Regions from separate parts of the Homo sapiens genome. Here all the other regions are linked to region 3. Evidence: read pairs that join two places in POLR2A ChIA-PET (ENCODE). Cell type or tissue: PC-9. All regions are shown on one strand. Region 1 has its middle 8.0 kb from the start of ABCD4. Region 2 holds the start of RPS6KL1 (ribosomal protein S6 kinase like 1). Region 3 has its middle 4.6 kb from the start of LINC01220.

Region 1 (2,500 bases), 990 kb after region 3:
AATAGGAAACTAGATATATAGTTCCTCTGTAGAGACAGTCCCTGACTTATGATGGCACAATTTGACAATGGGTTTGTCACAAACTTAACAGTGGAAAAAAGTAATTACTTAAATCTGTGTATGCTGGCTGGGCGCGGTGGCTCATGCCTGTAACCCCAGCACTTTGGGAGGCCAAGGCAGGTGGATCACCTGAGGTCAGGAGTTCAAGACCAGCCTGGCCAACATGGTGAAACCCTGTCTCTACTAAAAATACAAAAAATTATCCAGGCATGGTGGCGGATGCCTGTAATACCAGCTACTCAGGAGCCTGAGGCAGGAGAATTGCTTGAACCAGGAAAGCAGAGGTGACAGTGAGCCAAGATCGCACCACTGTGCTCCAGCCTGGGTGACAAGAGCGAAACTCCATCTCAAAAAAAAAAAAAGTCTGTATATGCTGATATGGAACAACTTCCAAGATATATTACAAAGTGTAAAAAGAAAGCTGCGGCCGGGAGCGGTGGCTCACCCCTATAATCCCAGCACTTTGGAAGGCCGAGGCAGGCAGATCACCCGAGGTCAGGAATTCAAGACCAGCCTGGCCAACATGGCGAAACCCCGTCTTTACTAAAAATACAAAAATTAGCCAGGTGTGGTGGAGCATGCCTGTAATCCCAGCTACTTGGGAGGGAGTAGCTTGACCCCAGGAGGCAGAGGTTGCAGTGAGCCAAGATCACGCCACTGCACTCCAGCTTGGACAACAGAATGAGAGTCTGTCTCAAAGAGAAAAAAAAAAAAAAATGCAAGCTGCAAGGCAGAGTGTTTAAAAGGAAAAGGAGTATTTGTGTTTGAGTGTGGGTATGTGTGAAATATATTAATACATATAAGTTTGCATATATATAAAACATTTCGGGAAAGATTCCTAAGAAGCTGTGAACAGCTTGGCTCTGGGGTGGAAGACAAACTTATTTTTTATTATATGCCCTATCATCTTTTGCAAAATTTTTTTTAACCACATGCTTTTCAATTTTTCAATTAAAAAACTAGTTGATTAAATGAAACAATAGGGCATGGACATTGTTCAATGTTTAATATTAATGTCACATTCAGCTCTTATTATTGCCAGGTAATGTTTAAGTCTTAATATCTATTAACTTGTTTATTCCTCGAAACAACCCTCTGATGTGGAAACTATTATTACCCTCATTTACAGATTTTAAAAAACTGAGGCTAGGTGCAGTGGCTCATGCCTGTAATCCCACCACTTTTGGAGGTCAAGGCAGGAGGAACGCTTGAGGCCAGGAGTTCGACAGCCTAGGCAACATAGTGAGGCCCTGTCTTTACCCCCCCAAATTTTTTTTAAAGAAAAATTTAAAAACCTCACCGGGTGCAGTGGCTCATGCCTGTAATCCCACCACTTCGGGAGGCCAAGGTGGGCGGATCACTTCAGGTCAGGAGTTTGAGACCAGACTGGCCAAGATGGTGAAACCCCATCTCTACTAAAAATACAAAATTTAGCCAGGCATGGTGGCACATGCCTGTGGTCCCAGCTACTTGGGAGGCTGAGGCAGGAGAATCACTTGAACCCAGGAGGCGGAGGCTGCAGTGAGCCGGGATTGTGCCACTGCACTCCAGCCTGGGTGACAGAGCAAGACTCTGTGTTTAAAAAAAAAAAAAAAAAAAAACAGAGGCAGCATGCCCCCAAGGTCACACAAATACCAAGTGATAGAGTGGGGATTTGAACCCATGCAATCCGGCTCTGAGGTCCATGTTCTGAATCACTATGGCAATGCTACTTCTCCTTTTTTTTTTTTTTTTTTTGAGACAGAGTTTTGCGTTTGTTGCCCAGGCTGGAGTGCAATGGCGCGATCTCGGCTCACTGCAACCTCTGCCTCCCACGTTCAAGTGAGTCTCCTGCCTCAGTCTCCCGAGTAGCTGGGACTACAGGAATGTGCCACCACGCCTGGCTAATTTTGTATTTTTAGTAGAGACGGGGTTTCTCCATGTTGGTCAGGCTGGTCTCGAACTCCCAACCTCAGGTGATCCACCCGCCTCAGCCTCCAAAAGTGCTGGGATTACAGGCGTGAGCCATGGCACCCGGCCATCTCCTTCTTATTAATAGCTGCAAAATATATTCTACACAGTGAGGGTGTCATATTTTGTTTAACTGCTCCTCCTTTGATAAGCATTCTGGTTGCTTCTAGGATTTTGCTATTACCTTCTATGCTGTAGAAACATCCTTGTGATTGACCCTTTGTCCTTTGTGCTTTTGGGTAAATATATTTATAAGAGAATTCCTGGAAATGAAACTACGGCATCATCTAAAATTTGACAGTTATTACCAAATTATTTTCCTTTTTTAAAAAAAACATCAATTTGTCTTCCCTTTATCTATGTATAAGAGTGAGGAAGTAGCACAGGACTCTAGGAGCTGAAATAAGGGAAGTTTGGTCCCATTAGAAAACAGTATAAGCAGAGACAGTGACCTGTGGGTTTTTTAAAATTTTATTTATTTACTTTTAGA
Region 2 (2,500 bases), 380 kb after region 3:
CTTTGGAGAAATGTCTATTCAAATTACTTGCCCATTTTTAAATGGGATGTCTTTTTATTGTTGAATTTAAGAGTCCTTTATATATTCTAGATACTAGACCCTTATCAGATATATGATTTCCAAGTATTTTCTCCCATTCTATAGGATGTGTTTTAAAAGTTTACTTTTGGGCCAGATGTCATGGCTCACGTTTGTAATCTCAACACTTTGGGAGGCTAAGGTGGGTGGATCACCTGAGCTCCAGAGTTTGAGACCAGCCTGGGCAATATGGTGAAACCCCATCTCTACTAAAAAAAAAAAAAAAAAAAAAAAAAAAAAGGAAATTAGCCGTACTGCAAACCTAGGGTGGTAGGTAAAGAAGTGAGGCCTAGAGTGTATTTTGGTTTGTTTTCTTGTTTTGCTTTTAAGAGGGGAGAAACAAGCATTATGTTTGTATCAGGTGGGAATTATCTAGTGGGAGAGACGGGAGAATCGCTGGAGTGGTGTCGCTGAGTAGGTGATGGCACGGGACTGATGCCCACCTGGAAGGGTGGCCTTCGATGGGGCACAGACAGTCACCTGTGGAAAAAGGTTGGAAGCAGAGTGTGGGCACAGCCCCGCCCGCGGGCCAAGAGCAAGCCTGTGGGAGTCTGTGCGCCACTGCTGTCAAGGGAAGGATGAAGCAACAGTGCTGGCTGAGAGTGAGGATAGGGGGACGGGTGGGAGTCAGAGGGAGAAAGTATGAAAGGGTGTCTAAGGTAGAGCAAGTGCAGCCGGGGGACAGTGTGAAGCCAGTCAGCACTGAACCTGCAGGTGAGATCTGTGTCACAGGGTTGCCTGTGATCTGTTGCCCCATCACCCAGGCTGGAGTGCAGTGACACGATCTCGGCTCGCTGCAGCCTCAACCTCCCGAGCTCACTCCATCCTCCCACCTCAGCCTCCTGAGTAACTGGGACCACAGGCACACGCCACCATGCCCAGCTAAATTTTGTAATTTTTATAGAGATTGGGTCTACCTATGTTGCCCAGGCTGGTCTTGAACTCCTAGGTTCAAATGATCCTCCCGCCTCAGCCTTCCATAATGCAGAGATTACAGGCATGAGCCACCGCACCCGGCCTATGTCTTGAATTTTAAGCTCGGTTCTGATATCAAAAGCCTTCTATTGCTGGGTTCTTTACTCTCGGTAGCCCTCACTAGACTGTAAGCCCCATGCGGATGTAAACAGCGCTGTCTAGTTCACGGCTGTATCTCAACATCCAGCTCCTCATGCATGGGAGACTCTCAATACATAGCATTGAATCGTTGAATAAATGAATGAAGCAATGAATGAGAAAAGTCCTAGAAGTGGCACGTCTAGATTTCTGAAGCAGCCCCTTCCGCATCCCTGGATGATTCTAGACCTGCTCTCCCCACCCACCCCACATCCCATCCCACCCTCCCCTCTCTAAACCGCCCCCCGCCCCTCACAGCCCAGCCGTGCAGACCTTGCGGCTTTAAGGCCGGCAGGAGCCGAGCCGGGCGGTGATTGGTGGTTTATTCTAAGGCTCAAGTATGAGCTCATCCGCAGCCAATGGCCGCGCTGCACCGGCTGGCCCCGCACGCTGGATGCCGGAAAGCAGCGGCCCGCGGCGCGCTCTGGCGTGAAGGGCCGGTACGTGAGGGGGAGGCCTGGCCCGCGGACCCGGCTCCCAGCTCGGGCAGGTACGGTGTTTTGTCCGGTCCCTTCTCCACCCTCCCAGGCGAGGGGCCCCCTCGGCCGTCCCTCCACCCTGGGACCGTGCACCTTGCGGCTGGGGCCCCGTGGGTTGCACGCGCCGCTTTCTGTGTCCAGGCGGGGCCGGCGGCTCTGCCCGGCAGGACCCTGCCCGGCGGGGTGGACCCTGAAGCCAGTCCTACCCGGGCACCCCCCAGAGCAAGGCCTCAGAGCCTCAAGTTCCCCTGGGCTTGGCCGAGCAGGGATGGTGCGGCCTCCCTCTGCCTCCTGGCCGCATCCTGGCCGGGATTCAGCTCCCCGCCGGCTGAGGCTGTGGGTCTCCCTCCCCGCCCCACCGCCCATCCTGCTCTCTCCTCTTTCTCTCCAAATGACCTGGGGTTGGAAGTTCCGGGTCCTGCCCATTCCCAGTGGGACCTGGGAGAGCAAAGGCGGGGTAGCTTTGTGGGCCTCTCTCTGAGCCCCTTCCCTTCCCGCAGCCACGGCTGTCATCCCTTTGGCCGCCTGGGTCACACATTGCTCAGGAAGAAGCTGCTGTCAGGTCCTTGGAGGCCACATGACCTTCTCAAAAGTAAAGCCAGGAGGACAGAGCGACCCTCCCTGGGGCTGGGTCACCCTGCCCTCTTCTACCCCCCATCCAACGTGGCACCGAGTCTGCCACTCAGTCATTCCGTCTGCCAACAGTTCTTACAGCCCAGCTCTGTGCTCTGCTCTCTGCTGGCTCCAGGAGGGGTCCTCACTCGCTGACCACACTGACCTCAGGACCAAGGGAACAAAACACAGCAGGGGCAATCCATCCGGTCCACGGA
Region 3 (2,500 bases):
CGGCCAGGAGTTTGACACCAGCCTGGCCAACATAGTGAGACCCCCCACACACACACCATCTCTATAAAAAATAAAAAATTAGCCCAGAGTGGTGGCATGTGCTTCTAGTCTCAGCTACTCAGGAGGCTGAAGTAGGAGGGTCACTTGAGCCCAGGAGTTGAAGGCTGCAGTGAGCTAGGACCGTGCCACTGCACTACTCCAGCCTGGGTGACAGAGCAATATTCTGTCCAAAAAATAAATAAAAAATGAAACTAGTGTGTGTATTGGAAAGGTAGAATTAAAAATGTTGACAGTGGTTATTCCTGTGATGGGATTACAGTCAATTTTTATTTTCTTTATTTTTTGATGATCTGAATTTTCAAAGGTTTCTACCAGGAGCATGTATTTCTTTTGGGAAAAGTTTTTTTTAAAAAGTGAGGAGGTGTTGGAAACTTCCCATTTATTATGTTGTCATCTATTTTAAAAACAAACATACTACTTTGCTGAGAACGTTTTGAAAATATTTTTTTCCTATTACAAAAGCAATATGTGCTTGCCAAAAAAGGCAATCAGAAAGTACAGACAAGCAAAAAGAAGAAAATAAAAACACATTCCCTCCTACCCAGGAACAGCCAATATTAGCACCTTCATGACTCTTCATAAGCTATGTTGTTTTTTTTTTTTCAAGAGATGGTGTCTCACTATGTTGACCAGGTTGGTCTTGAATTCCTGGCCTCAAGTGATCCTCCCACCTCAGCCTCCCACAGTGCTGGGATGAGCCACCACGCCTGCCATGTTTTTTTTAAAGATAGCTCAACCTTCAATTTCTGCTCCAGGAGCTATTAAGGGCCCACCCTGTTGCCATTACTGGAAATATGAGTTTAGAAGGAGGTTTGCAGAGTCCTCTGTGATCCCCAGTTCCTAAGATGGTTTTGCCAGGTCTCAGGCTGTGTTTGAGGCCCCCAAATCACAGCTAGTGGTAAGCGTGGTAGACACCCTGGCCCTGGCCTGTTTCGGAGCACAAAACTCCTCATGTGTCATGGGGGCCCGGAGCTGTCAAGTACGAGGACCTTAAGAGTAATTCCTCACACGTTTAGGATTGCGACACCCTATCATTGTTTGATGTTGCAACCCTCCTTCCCCTTTACTGAAGGAATACATGCAGCATTTGCATATTTCGTTGGGTACTTTTCCACACGAGTTGAAGGGAATTAAGATTAATTTGGCTGCAAGACTACCAAAACCCTCCTTCCCCCACTCCTCGGATAATTGCAGGCAATCAGTCAGGGGTGTCTTCAGTTGGAGTGAAGGATGGCAGCTTTGAGGAGCCGTGAAGGCAGGTTCTGCCATGAGGAAGGCCACCCCAGGCCTGGGAGTACACCTACCAAGGCCAGATATCCCTGGGCCATTCTGACACTCCCCCGCACCCCACGCACACACAACAAGAGGTTTCCAAGGCCCACCCACACCCTCTCTACTAAAATCTCCCCTCCTGGGAAGGAGAGCCGGAGAGGCCTCCAGCTCCTGGCATCCAGCCCCAGTGGGTCCACGCCCTCAGCACAGCCCTGGAGCAGAAAATGTTCTTAGAGCTGATGTGCAAGTCACACCGTTTCTGCTTCCTCAAATGGGGTGATATTTACTCCTGGCGCAGACCCAGGCCCACCCTCCCACCAAGCTCCACAAGTTGAGCTGGTCTCATTGCTATCTGATATGTTCAGTCTTTCTGGAAACTTCAATGACCTTGGAAACTCTATTTTCCTTTACATGTGGCTGCTCTTGTCCACAATAATAACTATAGCTTCTGTTTATTACACTCCTTCTGTGCCAGGCACATTACAAACATGCAATACCCACAACAGTCTTTTGAAGTAGACACAATTATTCCCATTTCACAGATAAGAACACTGAGGTTCCGAGAAGTTATCTGTGCAAAGTCACACAACTACCGACAAAGATAGGAGTCAACCCAGACCTGCCTGACCCCAAAGCTTATGCACTGCCCTGAAAGGTCACTGCTCGAGGGAACCAAGAGAACATATAATCAATCCCCATTCCAATGACAAGACAGCTAAGCTGGAAAATTCATTTACAAACAGTTACATGGTACTTACGAGGTGCAAGGTGTTGCTTTAGCACTTTACAAATACCAGCTAATTCACCCTCATTGTATCACTATGAGATAGGTACTTTTTTTTTTTTTTTTTTTTTTGGAGACGGAGTCTTGCTCAGTCACCCAGGCTGGACTGCAGTGGTGCGATCTTGGCTCACTGCAACCTCTGCCTCCTGAGTTCAAGCGATTTTTCCTGCCTCAGTCTCCAGAGTAGCTGGGACTACAGGCGCGTGCCACCACACCTTGCTAATTTTTGTATTTATAGTAGAGATGGGTTTTCACCATGTTGTCCAGGCTCGTCTCAAGCTCCTGACCGCTGGTGATCCGCCCACCTTGGCCCCCCAAAGTGCTGGGATTACAGGCAGGAGCCACCATGCCCGGCCTTTTTTTACAGAGGAGAAAACTGAGGCA

What was found. ChIA-PET counts read pairs that join two places held together with the same protein. Peaks named below come from ENCODE experiments on the same cell type or tissue, not always from the same donor. Only the 100,000 strongest peaks of a DNase experiment are listed, where the experiment ranks them.
Region 1: POLR2A ChIA-PET joins it to region 3 with 17 read pairs; 2 of 35 experiments call an interaction of 5 or more read pairs at or near these places.
Region 2: POLR2A ChIA-PET joins it to region 3 with 15 read pairs; 5 of 35 experiments call an interaction of 5 or more read pairs at or near these places.

The regions. Positions count from the first base shown.
Region 1 is chr14:74,309,695-74,312,194 of GRCh38, reverse strand. It overlaps a transcript of VRTN not described here. Among named protein-coding and RNA genes, the nearest start is that of ABCD4, 8.0 kb to the right of the region's middle. In PC-9, no CTCF peak of the experiment used is centred here; no DNase peak of the experiment used is centred here.
Region 2 is chr14:74,922,361-74,924,860 of GRCh38, reverse strand. It overlaps RPS6KL1 (ribosomal protein S6 kinase like 1), which reads left to right and starts at 1,601. Exons shown (of 12, transcript NM_031464.5): 1 at 1,601-1,681; 2 at 2,376-2,500. RefSeq lists silencers at 1,376-1,435, 1,526-1,935 and enhancers at 1,306-2,076, 2,077-2,500. In PC-9, no CTCF peak of the experiment used is centred here; a DNase peak (open chromatin) is centred at 1,550; H3K4me3 peaks cover 1,180 bases.
Region 3 is chr14:75,297,776-75,300,275 of GRCh38, reverse strand. No RefSeq gene overlaps it. Among named protein-coding and RNA genes, the nearest start is that of LINC01220, 4.6 kb to the right of the region's middle. In PC-9, no CTCF peak of the experiment used is centred here; DNase peaks (open chromatin) are centred at 1,095 and 1,515; H3K27ac peaks cover 1,106 bases.